Regions from separate parts of the Homo sapiens genome. Here region 2 is linked to region 1. A link is a contact called in ENCODE Hi-C or POLR2A ChIA-PET data. All regions are on one chromosome and are shown on one strand. Each heading gives the region's core, a stretch centred on a gene start or an enhancer-like site at or near the end of the contact. The rest is flanking DNA. Distances are from core to core; before and after follow the strand shown. Region 1 overlaps MBNL1 (muscleblind like splicing regulator 1). Region 2 overlaps MBNL1 (muscleblind like splicing regulator 1).

Evidence for each region. A loop is a pair of places that touch in the nucleus more often than their neighbours do. ChIA-PET counts read pairs that join two places held with the same protein, here RNA polymerase II (POLR2A). Pooled maps may share reads with other maps.
Region 2: a loop to region 1 is called in a map of natural killer cell, with 2.2 times the contacts of the local background. The contact joins two enhancer-like sites. A Hi-C loop is called at or near these places in 17 of 168 maps with a recorded cell type or tissue (B cell, CD4-positive, alpha-beta T cell, CD4-positive, alpha-beta memory T cell and 13 more), 6 of 37 single-sample maps with no recorded cell type and 17 of 50 pooled maps. POLR2A ChIA-PET finds 5 or more read pairs at or near these places in 28 of 52 experiments (A549, AG04450, BJ and 22 more).

Annotation. Positions count from the first base shown.
Region 1 is chr3:152,320,295-152,326,838 of GRCh38, forward strand. The region is part of intron 2 of MBNL1 (muscleblind like splicing regulator 1); the gene reads left to right. Among named protein-coding and RNA genes, the nearest start is that of MBNL1-AS1, 54 kb to the left of the region's middle. RefSeq lists an enhancer at 3,421-3,470. Within about 2 kb of position 2,702, at least 6 of the 41 ENCODE cell types and tissues checked have a DNase peak (open chromatin) inside an H3K27ac peak, as active enhancers do; they include CD8-positive, alpha-beta T cell, GM12878 and natural killer cell, where a contact is called at or near this core.
Region 2 is chr3:152,278,355-152,285,355 of GRCh38, forward strand. All of the region lies in intron 1 of MBNL1 (muscleblind like splicing regulator 1), which reads left to right. Among named protein-coding and RNA genes, the nearest start is that of MBNL1-AS1, 12 kb to the left of the region's middle. Within about 2 kb of position 3,242, at least 3 of the 41 ENCODE cell types and tissues checked have a DNase peak (open chromatin) inside an H3K27ac peak, as active enhancers do; they include CD8-positive, alpha-beta T cell, GM12878 and natural killer cell, where a contact is called at or near this core.

The DNA of each region.
Region 1 (6,544 bases), core at 1,452-3,951:
CATCCTTCATTTGTGATAGGACTCATCCAGTTAAATTGCTCAGGCACTATAATGGACTATTTATGTTCTGTTGATGTAAATTTCTAGAACAGGCCTTTCCCTGGACTCATGCCATGTTTTGTATGTTATCTTGTGCAGGCAGCACATGGGGACCTAGTCAGGCTTCCTGATATGATAGCTGTATATACAGCCCATGTCTCAGAGGGGAATGATAAATTGGCCTGTGCAGTGACACAATACACAGTTATTTTGGTGACAGTATTAACTCTCTTTTCATAAGGGTGCTTTGTTGGAAAACTATTCAGCTTAACACAGAATATTTAGCTTTCAAAGGTTGCATAGGGAGAAATGATACTGCCAGGATAGAAACATTATCAGTTTTTTCTTTCTTTTTTTTTTTTTTTAATCTTTTTTGACTCTACCGAGAATATTGAAAAGAGTTTTGATTAGTATTGGTGTTTATTACGAGAGGAACATTCTGGGAACCAGACTATTAGTATAATTATTATTGTTTTTATTATCAAACTAATAGCACTAACAAGGACATACGGTATTTGTCAAGGGATTCCTATATCTCTGTTACACCTAAATTTCTCTATACTCTAATTTTAGAAAAAAAGTTTTGTCTTCCAACTGTGAATACTTTATAGTGTTGCAACTTCTGCTTCTAATCTTTAATCTGAAGTAGAAAAGAGAATCCAAGCTTCCAAGAAGTATGTCTCTAGACTCTGCCACTTATTAACTTGCTCCTTATTTTTTCTCTCCAACAATTATTTTAAGATCTGTATGATATAAGCTATTTTTAGAAGAACTGAAAAGTTCTAGAGAGTAAAAAAATGTTCCAGATTGTGTGTTGGTGCCAGTAGTACTGACAATTAAATATTTGATTGAGGAGAAACCTACATTTATCCACTTTGAAGAGGATCATCAGGGGAGTTAAAAATTTAGTACTTCAGGCTCATTAAGAGTTAGAATAGAGTAATTATGTAGCTGGTAACAAATGCTACAATCACCACTTGAGCATTGTGATATGTTACTCATTGAGACTTACTGGCCTTCTTCAGGGAACTTCAGATTTTATAAAAGTCATTTGCTTAGAGAGTAAAGTTCTGCTAATCCATTATTTTAGTTCTGTCATCTTTTTCTGCAAATAGGGTGAGTTTTCCGAGAGGGTAAGTCCCTGGTAATAATCTTAAAAATGATACAACTTTACAGAATATCTCCCCTTGCCATGAAGCAATACTTAATGTCTTGAACAGTGAGCCTCTTGTTCATGCAGCATTTAAAAGAGATGAGTGTAGAGGTCTTCCTTCTACATTCATTTTATTCGTTAGTAATTGAGAAGCAGGTCTAATTTTCTAATCTTGCAAGTTGGGAAATTATTAAAATGCTCAAGAGACAGTAGATCAAGCCTGGTGTCCCTTTCTCCATCAAATTTTAAAGGATTTTTTTTTCCTCAGTAATTCTGCCTTTGTGTATTTCCAATCTTGCTTCCTATTTGCATTGCACACAGTGGCATGTCAATTTCAAAAGAAAATGTATTCAGATCTACTTTCAAACTAACTGAAAGAGATAGTGGTATTTATTTTATCCTGAGGTTTTGTTGTTGTTGTTATGGTTGTTCTTTGTTTTTTAAATCTGGACATATCAGTAATCTCCTAAGAGAATCTATTCCAAACACAGAGACTGTTTATTCTTGTTTTAGATACTGTTTTAAAAGCCAGGTTATGTTATTATAGTATAGATATTTTAAAAAATAATGAAAACAGAGTTTTTTTAACCATATTTTTGTACTGCATAAAAATGCAGTGACAAGAGAAAAACATTAGAACTCTGTCATACTCCTAATATAGACCATTGCTGTTAGGTTTCTAACTCCATGTTCCCTGTCTGGAAGCTTTATAAGGCCGTGCCTTAGTCTTCTTAAGCCTAACACATTGTAGCCTTCCAATAAATATTACTTTATTTGTATTAAATTTAAAATGGAATAGAATGTGGTACATCACCAGCGTTCATAGCTCCTGACCCATGCCATAACTTTCCTTGCCCCATCCCCAAGATTAAAAAAACACAAACTATTAGACTAATTATAGTCATTACAGTTGTAAATTAGGTCATGCATTTCATTAAAAATTGACGCAGCTCCCTTTTTGAAAGGCTATGTCACGGAAATGCAAACTAGCCTTGTATATAGAACACTAAAATCATTTAACTTGAATTATTCTAATTACGATACCACAAAGATTAAAAAATACATCTATATTATCTCAGTCTGATAACTGGGCTGGGAAAAAATGTCAGTTTTGATATGTAACAAGATTGGTATGAGTTATTTTACGTGACAGTTTTATTGATTGATTTTTTTCATTTATAATCACTAATTTTGTGAGGTTTTCTCCCCTGCAGCAGTGGACTGAAAAAGTTAACATTTTTCTGGCATTTTTTAAGCGCTAAGAGTAGAAATCAATAGTTAAATTGACCTAATAAAAGATCTGTGCATCCTACTACTGTGACAAGAAGAGCAACAGAAAGCAACATGTATAGACTCTTAACAAGGCTCAAGGCACATTTTGGATTTGTTTTGCATATGAATTTAATAAGCATGAGACAGTGCTAGTGAATTACATTTGTTTTATTGAGTCTATTTAAGCCAGGATACTGTTAAGTAATAGACTGACGGTTTGTGGGAGCCAGATTCAGTAACAGGTCAGCAACAGACTTGCCACATGCCAAAAATGGGGTTATACTGGTTTCAGTTTGCTAACTGCCTAAGTAAACTTGTGTAGAATTTGCATTTTTTGCTTTGCAATTACTGGTTACTTCTCTTTAACATTACATTTGCATTCTATGTAAAAAATAGATTTTATATTTAATTCAAAATTTATCCAAATGTACTTACTCATTGGACATTATTTTTAAATGATAAAGGAACTTAAAAAAGTGATAGGATCAATATAGTAATAATTCTAACTCCCTTTTATACCCATATAAAATTCATTTAACTAGACTTATTCATTCAACAATATTGTTAAATAACCTAAAGGAATTTTTTTAAAGAAATAGTGTAAACATACAAATATGAATAATTTGAACTCCCTTTTATATAAATATATCTGTAGTCACTAACTGTAAATAATTTAAAAAATATATATGTACACACACGTGCGTGCACACACACACACACGTCATGCCTTAACAATGGGGATATATTCTGTGTGTCATTAGGGTATTTCATTGTTGTGTGTACATCATAGAGTATACTTACACAAACCTAAATGGTATAGCCTACTACACATCTAGGCTGTATAGTACGGCCTATTGCTCCTAGGCTGCAAACGTATACAGCCTGTTATCCTATTGAATACTGTAGGCAGTTGTAACATAATGTTATGTATTTGTGTATCAAAACATACTCAAACGTAGAAAAGATATTGTGTTGTGCTATGAGGTTATGATGTCTACAAATGTCACTGGGTGGTAGGAATTTTTCAGCTCCATTGTAATCTTATGGGACCACCATCATATATGTGGGTCCTTTGTTGACTGAAGCGTTGTTATACAGCTATTGACTATAGTTAGTGAAAAAATCTAGTTCTATGATTGGTTTTGTTCCCTCCTTTCTTATGATCACTATTCATTCAACACCTTTTATATGACATGCAGTTTGAAAGCACAGGGTATGCAAAAATTATCCCCGTTTTCGGTTGCAGTATCTGTTGCTGACCCAGATAACTTCATTTCCTTCAGCTGTGCTTTCATTTTCAACTTCTCTAGTTGGAAATAAATCCTCTTGTGTTGCCCCTTGAGGGAGAAATCGTTTAGCAGGAAATCACTTACTAATCACAGTTCATTAATCACATATAAAGAATACTTTATAAATGTCAACTGTCATTCATAGAAAATGTATGTTACCTTGAGGAATGTCTATGAATTACTTATTCATTTTCATTGCCTTTCACACATTATATTCCTTAGGAGTTTATTAATTTCAAATATAAATTGACTATGACTTATACAGAGTCTTGCAAACAAGAGAGATAGCAGTTTTGCACCTTTTCTTTGATTTACTTGTTATCTTCCTGGTCATGTAGTTAGTCTGTTAAAGTCACTCTGCCTGTATAGCTTGTTGAAGGTTACAGGCAGTGGAGTGCTGGAACTGGTTTATGTCGAGACCTCTTCCCAATTCCATGTTCAATGATGTCTTTGTTGATAGCTTAAAATTGGCTATGGTGAGAGCGTTTACACTTTGGAAATTGGCAGATGGCAACCATAGTTCTCTCCTAGACAACCACTTATTAAACCTTTAGCAGCACTCACTGTTTATAGTGTTCTTTTTCGTTTTTTAAAAATACTTTTATTATGAGGAATAGCCATGTAGAATTTTATTTCCAGATATTTTGTTGTTTAAAACCCTAAGAACATCACTCACTATACCAATTGCCAACTGAGTAACTGGGAAAGTTACTTAGCTTTTCTGTGCCCAAATGTCCTTATCTGTAAGACGGGGATGATAATAATAGCACGTACCTTGGGATTGATGTGAGGTTGAATAAGAAACACATTTATTTCAGTGAATACATAATGACCTGGAATGAATACTCAAATAATGCTACCTGTTATCTCTCTGTACTTTAATTAATAGATATTTATTGATCCCTTACTAAGTACTTAGCATTTTGCCATGTACAGTGGGTCATCTACTGAGACTCAGTACCTCCCACATCAAGTTATTAGCCACATTGACCTGTGGCAAATGACTTCTTTTGATGTTCCCATGTAATGCCACATACCCGCCCCCCCCCGCCCGCTTTTTTTTCATTTGTTTTTGTTTGTTTTTTGGTCTTTCTGCCTGGGACTCTTTTTTCTTCCTACATGAGTTTTGCAGACCTTTTCCATGTTTATATATGGCTCATACATTCCCTCCTCTAGAAAGCTTCTCCTCACTCTAGACCTGGCCACATAACTGTTTTGCCTCTTTGCTTATGTAGTTTGGAGTATGAATCATAATAATTATGTATCTTACTCCATCTCTGCATTTGATTCCACAGCCTACGACTTACACCTTTGTGTTCTTAACCTCTTAGTAAGAAATGCCTGACACGTAGTAGACTGACTAGAAGTGTACATTGAATGTTTGCTGGTTAAAGGAATGGAACATGGACTTCACTCATAGAGACCTTACTATTTGGTTGAAGAGATAATGCATACACATGTGACATGAAGGTAAACACAAAATATATTGAAGATATCTGTATTTTATTTTTTTTAGTTTATAGTTAATTTTTACATACTATATATTTTTGTAGTAGGTAAGTCAATTATTTTCATGCTACAGATATGGACATTTATGTATTTATGTACAAATACATTGATTTAGGTTATCTAGGCCAGATTGTAAGTAGCAAAGCCCTGTTTGTAAACCAGGTTTTGTGACTTCAGGTTAGAAATATTAAAAAAAAAAAAAAATCCTTAATTGCTCTTCCAGATATGAACTCATTCTTTTTTTTTTTCCCCTGTGATTTCTGTCTTTTTTGTTTGTTAAGTTTAAAAAATTTATGGCAATTTTTAAATGTACATAATATTAGAGAAACAATATAACAACCCCCTCCATATATCTATCAGTCAGCATTTTGTATGCATGTATCCGTATGTGCATCAGCCAACATTTTGCCCTTTTTGTTACCTTTCACACTCCTTTTACCCCTGTAGCATGTTAAAAGAAGTCTCAGACATCCTATCATGTCACTTATACTTCTTCAGTAGTATCTCTGACAGTTAAGAACTTATTTTAAATATAACTCCATTTCCAAATCTATGAAAATTGACGACAATTTTATTGTATCATTTGATAGCCACTTTATGTTCAACTTTTCCTGATTGTCACAGCAATGTCCTTTTTTAATAGGTACGTTTTTCCAGTTAGCATCTATGGTGTCATTTAGCTTGTTCTTCCATCATCCTTATTTTCTGTAAACTGAAAATTAGAGTCGAGTTTAACTTTAATGTTATTTATTATTATTTGGGGGGAACATTTCCTGGAAGGTTCTGTATACTTTCTATTTCATCATATCAAGAGGACATAATTTTAGTAATCCCTGCTTTTAATGATGCTGCAATCTATCAGTGAATCAGATTGGCCTGGGCCAATCCTTATAAAGTTCTCCATCAGACTTGGATCCAATGATTTCACCTCATTGTTGATCATTTTGTAGCCATGATATTTTTTAGAGTTTGCAAAAATGGTGACTTTTAATTATATAATTTCTGCTGCGTTTATTATCAAGAATTTTTTTCATAAAGATCTTTTCATAGTAACTAATGGTCAACTTCAAAACATAGTTTATATCAGAAAAAGGGAAAAAATGCATGATATTTATCAATTTTCAGAATCAGATATTCTCTTCTAACATAAGATCTAAATAAGCTTACACATATAATCAAGGATGCCAGTAAATTTTTCTAAAAAATTTTTCCCTTGGGAAAATTATTTATTTATTTATTTATTTATTTATTTATTTATTTATTGAGACAGAGTTTCACTATT
Region 2 (7,001 bases), core at 1,992-4,491, 41 kb before region 1:
GACGGAGGATACAAGAAAATCTTTGATCCAGGAGTAGTCTCTCTGAAGCATTGCATGACCTTTCCAAAAAATAATTTGAGAAGTGCCTAACAATAGAAAAATATATATTTTTTCCTTCAATAGGAAAGACTTTAGAAAAAATATACTCAAGTAGAATTCTGCATAATGCTTTCTGGGGGACCACATTTGCTGAAAATTGCCTACGGGAAATGACTTTCTCAGAGTGATATAGTTTTGAGGACTGAGATTTTAAAAGTAAATATTTTATTGGGAGCAATTAATTTAGGAAGAATAGTATTATGCCTATTCCTCTGTAGTTGATTAAAGTTTACTAAGTGCTGAGGTCTTTTCCCTTAAAACATTACTTTGCCATGTTAACAATCAGGTCATAGAGGAATGAATTCATCTTTTGTGTTTTGCTAAATAATCAGTTAACAAACATATTCTGAGCACGTTTAAAGTCAAAGGATTGTAGTAGGTCACAAGAGGGAGATCGAAAGTATAATTACATAGTGTCTTTCCTTCTTTGACATACAATTGGGTTGAGGAGAAAGACTTGAAAACTTAATGCAAGGCACTATACAAGTTAGTACCAAAGGAGGAAACTGAAAGAGGGAAGGAAATTCAAAGAAGGAAGTTTTTGTGGAACTGAATGGCAAGGGAATGCTGTGGGGAAGAGGGGGCATCTGTCATAGGCCCAAAGATTAAGCACTCTTTTCGGAATATGGAGTGACATAGTAAGAATAAGGTGGAAGTAGTGATGAAAGCTACCATATTTGAGCAGCGTCTTTTCTATGTGAGGCCTTGCTAGCTTATGTTGTTTTTGGAAAAAAACAGATAGACAACCTGGTAGTGATAGTAGACAATGAATGAATTGGGCCGGTGAGTCAGGAATCATCATCCTCTTAGAGGACACAGACTTAGAGAAATTATCTTATTTGCCTAAATCCACATAGCTGGTGATCAGCCGAACTGAACAGAAGCCAGGTCTTTTCATACTTCAAAACCAGCATTCCCCAACCCCATCCCTCCCCATCCCATGATTCTGTTGGGAATGAGTGTGGCATGTTTATGACATAGTAATTTTAAAACTTCACCCATACAACAACTGACATAAGTCAAGAAGATAGAAATTTTATTTAAAAGGCTGTCAAATGTATTTTCATCTTTTTTGCTTTGATGATGGGTTACAAATAGCGTATCGTTTGACAAATGCTTATACTCTGTTTCTTGGATTTGTAAAAAAAATAAAACAAACTAGGCCTCCCATCTTCAGTAGATATGGTATGGAGTTGCAGTATCATGATGTTGTAACAGTGCATTTCGCAGTAGGTAGACCCATTTGGGATTCCCTCAGAGGAAGCTTGTGAAGTTTGAAGATAATGTACTTTCTCACCAATAGTATGAGGCTATAAAATTTTCACCAAGAAATGATAGGGGCAAAAGTTTATAGATCATGGTTGTTTGATTATTTTATGCTTTTATGTTACATCATCTAATTTATACATCAGTCTCTGCTCTCTGTAACTTTACATGTGATGTAGCCTGTGACTTTAAAAGATAAGCTGTTAATTGTAGAGTTGTGCTGTTGGAGACCTGTCACTTTGCTAACAAATTCCTCTCTTCATAGAGCTATTTAGAACATATGGCAAATAAAATTATGTGATTATGTGTTTTTAGAGAAAAATTTATTTATATAAAATGAAAGTCTTTGCTTTTGGCTGCAAAAGAAAGCATCCTTAATAGCAAATATTGATTGCAGTGCCAGTGTGCCATGTATCATGCTATACCCTTTGGAGGAAAAAGAGGTAAGATGTGCCTGTTCTCAAAGTAATTTCCAGTATAGTGATAGAAATATTCACAAATAATGGACGGGCAAAACAAAGTGGGCACAAAGAAGCCAAGAATAAGCTGTTTGTGGGCAGAGTGTGGAATTTGCCTAAAACCATTCGGTAGACAGGTTAACTCTTTAGATACTTTGTATATATTGGAGAAGAGACAAAATCAACTCATAATTTATTAAAATGATGTGATTTGATATGTACACCATTTAGTTTTTCTGTTCAAGTATTTGGTAAATAAGTGTGATGCCAGCATAGTATCATCCTGGACTAGACAGAAGAAATTAATTTATTTCTGATGCTGGCAGTTTTGGAGAAAGGTGGGCACATACGGTTCATCTGAATCTTCCTCATGCTAAATTCTTGATTGGAAGCAGGTTAAAACACTCAGGTTAACGTTTATGTTAACAGAAAAGAAAAATCAGTCAGAGAGAGGTGCGTTGTATTTAACATTAATGACAGAGAATTTTAAATATGCACATGATTCTCTTTTTCCTCCAGCTTTTCTTTCTGCACAGGAAATAAAGCTGTATTTTGTAGGCCAGCTTCCAGACTTTGAAATGGTGAAAGTGCAACTGTGCATATTCTTCTATAAGACCCCATTCAGCTGTGACGTGTTGTTGTTTCCAAGATTTAATCTGCATTCTAGTTTAGAAAATTCAGGATTTTATTGCTTATTATTATTCATTTTTATTCATAAATATTTGTTTAAAGCCCATTACATATAAAGTTTTACTATAAGATTTTAATTGAAATTTTTAAGACAAATTAAGAATATGGTTTCTGATTTTCTGAAGTTTATGGCCTATAGAAAAAGGTCCATTCATAAGTGAAATAATAAAAGCAAAACAACAAAAGACTCGAGCTTTAGCCATTCTAGTAATTATTAAAATAGCTACTTTCTTCGTAGGAACTTATTATTTTACATGTGTGATCCCATAGCTCTTACACAATTCTGTGTGATTTAGGCATTGCTATCTTTCTGGCTCCCAAGTGAGAAGATTGAGGCTTGGAAAGATTAAGGTTAGGGGATTTGCTCAAGGGTCATATGATAAGGTACTACTGTGAGAGCTGAGATCTCAACCCAGGAGTTTTGCTGTTTTTCTGCTTGTTTATTTCCATCAGTATGGTATGAATTAGGCACACAAATACTCATTGCATGTAGATTTGGGACCTACTCCAAGTTAATTCTGGAAAGACTCAGTGAAGAAGATAAGATGTGGAAGAGGTTTTTTTTAAGCATTATGGTCATGAAAGAGCAGACTATGGAATGGACTTTGAAGTTTCACTAGCTTTGAAAGGAGGGGTATATCAAATGGCCTAATCTGCCTGTGTGGTTTGCTCAGTATTAGTTCTACTCATACCTAATACCCTCTGCCCCAGCACTCGCCAAGATCAGCAAAATCTACTTTTAGACTCAAAATCATTACCACCTGTGAAGTTTCTGATGTCGCTTCTGAGTGACATAGCACTCTGTCAATTGCTCTGTTGGATGGCTTTGCTGAATGGCACCTTTTAAGAAGTGCCTTGAGCCCCAAAAGAGTTTCAAATGCTCTTGTAATCTATTCAGCTGCATTATTGAAGATATTAGGGTAATTCAATTCATTTTTTCATCACTAAAACATAGAAATCTGTTGCCAACATTAAAATAGACAAACATATCATTGAAAATTTAATAGCTCTACATTCACTTGGAGATTTCCGATAAACTTTTCTCACTTTCCCCCAAATCCTTAATAATTAGAGCATGTCCATGTGTGTATGTGTGCATGTTTTTGTGTCATATCCCTATGTGTCTATATATATATTCCATAAATGATTGTGAAGTGGTACACAAGTTGTAGCTAAAAATGAAATAGAATAAATGTATGAAGCTAAGGGATCCATTCTCCAACTAATGCGTTAGTTGACAAATTTGCTCTGAAATATTGATACCATTTTGTGATTCCCTGTATTGAATACAAGTATGGGCTTGTGAAAATATAGTATCCACAGACCCTAATTAGAAACAAAATAAAGGTATTCTAATATACCTATGCAAATTTAAAGTTTTAACTTATTCATATAACAGTTTTCAGCTTGTCAGTGACCTGATATCAATGGATTTGAAAATGATTTTACCTTTAAGTACCAAGAATTCTTAGGGACATGTGTGTGTGTGTGTATTCAGATTAAAGATTCCATGCTAATATACTAATTTTTTGGCAAGAAAATTAAGCACCTGTATTTCAGTTTAATAGTACTGTGGTAAATGAAATATATTAAACATGCAGATTCTGTTACATTCACCTAATATTAATTTGAATTTTTAATATTCTAGGCACTGTGCTAGATATTGAATACATAATGGTAAACATAAACAGATAGTAAACAGTTATAAAATTTAGACATCTCTCAATTTTCAAATTGGCCATTGCAGAAATAGTGACATTTTATTAGGTTTTGTTGCCACAAGATTTTCAATAATTAAAAAAAAATTATTTATAGATGCCAGTAAATATTTATTTTACAGCATCTAGATGCCAGTAAATATTTATTTTACAGCATCTACCAATGTTAGATTTACTATGCACGAAGGAAGGATTTTATTTTCATGTAAAGAAAAATGCCATTTTATGCTTAGAATCAATGCTTTACAATTAAACAAGAGAAATAGCATCACAAAATAATACGGGAAGAGAAAACTCATTTTGAGTAGCAGCAAAATATTGTGAGTTTAAAAGGTCAGGCCAGTACAGGAGGCTCCAGTTTTGCCACTCACTATGCAGAATGCTGTGACAGCCAGGGCTGATACAGCTGAAAATATCTGCAGCTTTGGAAGCCTTGTAAGTTTCAGAAGGTCATTTTGGCATCATGATAGGAGCACAGATTCACATGGAAGGTCAAACTGGACAGCCAGGCAGGAAGATAGGTTGCTGAACCCAGTGCTTGTAGATTTTAGAGCAATCACCAACTGCAGTAACTGAGTTTTTTAATTCAATGCAGCCATCTTTCATTGTAATGTTTATTGGGGAATGAGCTTTACTTGGTGGGGAAATTATAAATTACCTTCTCTCTTCTGAAACCTAAGTGTTGCATCTACAACTTTCCCTGGTATCAAGACAAATGTTACTTTAATTTTATTTACGTGTGATATATACCCCATCAAGCTTACAAAAGTAAAGTGCACATCAGATAGGACTGTTGTTGTTGTTGGTGGTGGTGTTTTTAATCAATTAGAAGGCAAAGAAATGAAACAAGTACTTATGATGAAATTGAGCACTAAATTTATCTCTCAGCTTCCTGGCAACTGAAGCAGAAGCTTTAGGAAGTGAAAAAGTCCTGAGTTTATTTAATAAGATTTCTTCAGATCCCATACACTGTCTTATTCTTAGCCCTTTGGGTGTTTAGTTAAATATACTGACTCTGCCCTTGGGTGAAGTCTTGAATGGGTGAATTCCAATTACTAAAAAAGTGAAGGCTGAATTCTTTAGCCTGCCTTTAAGGCCCTTACTGATTTGGCTTCAGCCCAAAGTTCCAGGGTCATCTTCTGCCAGCCCCATTACATACAGGTGTTCCATACAGACCAGTTCTTCCAGTGTTGATATGCAGTGCTTTCCCACATCCCTGCCATTACTGTCTGGATTTCTACAGTTTGGATTTCTACTCCTTTTTGTCTCTAACCAAATGAAACTTGTCCTTCCAGACCAACCTTCCATTTCTTATCCCTTTTGAAACTAACCTTGACCTCTCTCTTTAACTTACCAAGCTTTCTTGTTACCTCTACTGTGTACTTCTCGCTTCCTTTTTTATATATAGTTATTTGTGTGTTAGTTTTATACCTTTAATTAAACATCAAATTCTTAAAGGCTGGATCCAAGTATTCTCGCTATATCTAGGCTACATATAAAAGGTGGTCAATACACAGTTAATATAATCAATACACATATTTTATGTGTATTATATATTGTTAATGAATATATTCATTTAATAAAGTTACTGTTGAATGTATTTGAATTTCTTGAAGGAAAACATTTCTTTTCCTAGGATAGTAGGGAACAAAGAAAGAAAACCTAAAAAAAGAAGCACAATTAGAGAAACACACTCCTGTAATTTTTCTCAAAGGAAATATTTTGAGACAGCAGAACCAAGATTATAATTTTTTTTAATTGTTTTGACTTTGGGTTTTCTTTTTATAAGTCAGCTTAATATTTGTGATTTCTCTGTGCCAAAAAGTAACCAATATTAATAGAGAACAGCTTTAGTACATGTAAAAGAAAAAAATCCTTTATGTCATTTCAAACCCTCAGTGCTTTCTTTCTGACAGATTTTTAATGGTTTTATCAGCTGTTAATTAGGTTGGTGCAAAAGTAATTGCAGTTTTAAAAAAAGATCGCAAAAACTGAAATTACTTTTGCACCACCCTGATAAAAAATTGGCCTGACTATATTGCTTTGAAATGTTTCAGACAGTATTCTGTCTCCTTCATTGCTCTTCAGATACTGTTTTAGCAGTTTATCTAGATCAGTCTTACTGTGTGCATAGTCAGCATACATCAGTTTTATACTTTTAAAGCGGCATTGCATTTTACCTACGTGGAAGTTTTCTGCAGACATATTTTAAGCTTCTCTAAGAAAAGCTCTGAAGAAAATGTAGGCTCCTGTTGCTCGGAGGGCTGATGAATAAATTTAAAAAAATCATGCTCAAAGACCACTTCCTTGACAATTAATCTTTCAAAATCAGCTACGGAGTATCTAGAACTTCATAATCTATTCAAAATTGATTAACAATCTTAATTGAGAAGACATTTGTATCTGAAGTGTAGAATTTTCTTGTCTCCAGGTATACATTATTAATGTTTAGTGTCTACCCCATGGACATAAAAGAGCAATAGCATCCGTTCTCAGCTCTGTAAAAGAGACCATCTTATCTTCTCTAGAATCAATATTCAGGGGTTTCTCCTTCACTTACACACACCTCACTCTGAGCTAACCACAAGCAATGCAGTAGTGGTACCTCCAATAAATCCCACTCACCCCCTATCTCTCTCCCTTCTTTTGGCTTCTGTTGTATATATTAGTAGTCATTGTCATTTCTACCAAGTTTGGTATTAAATTGCTAGCATGTATCGTGTATCGTGAATGAAGTTTTACATTTGAAATCAGAAGAGCTGATTTGGAG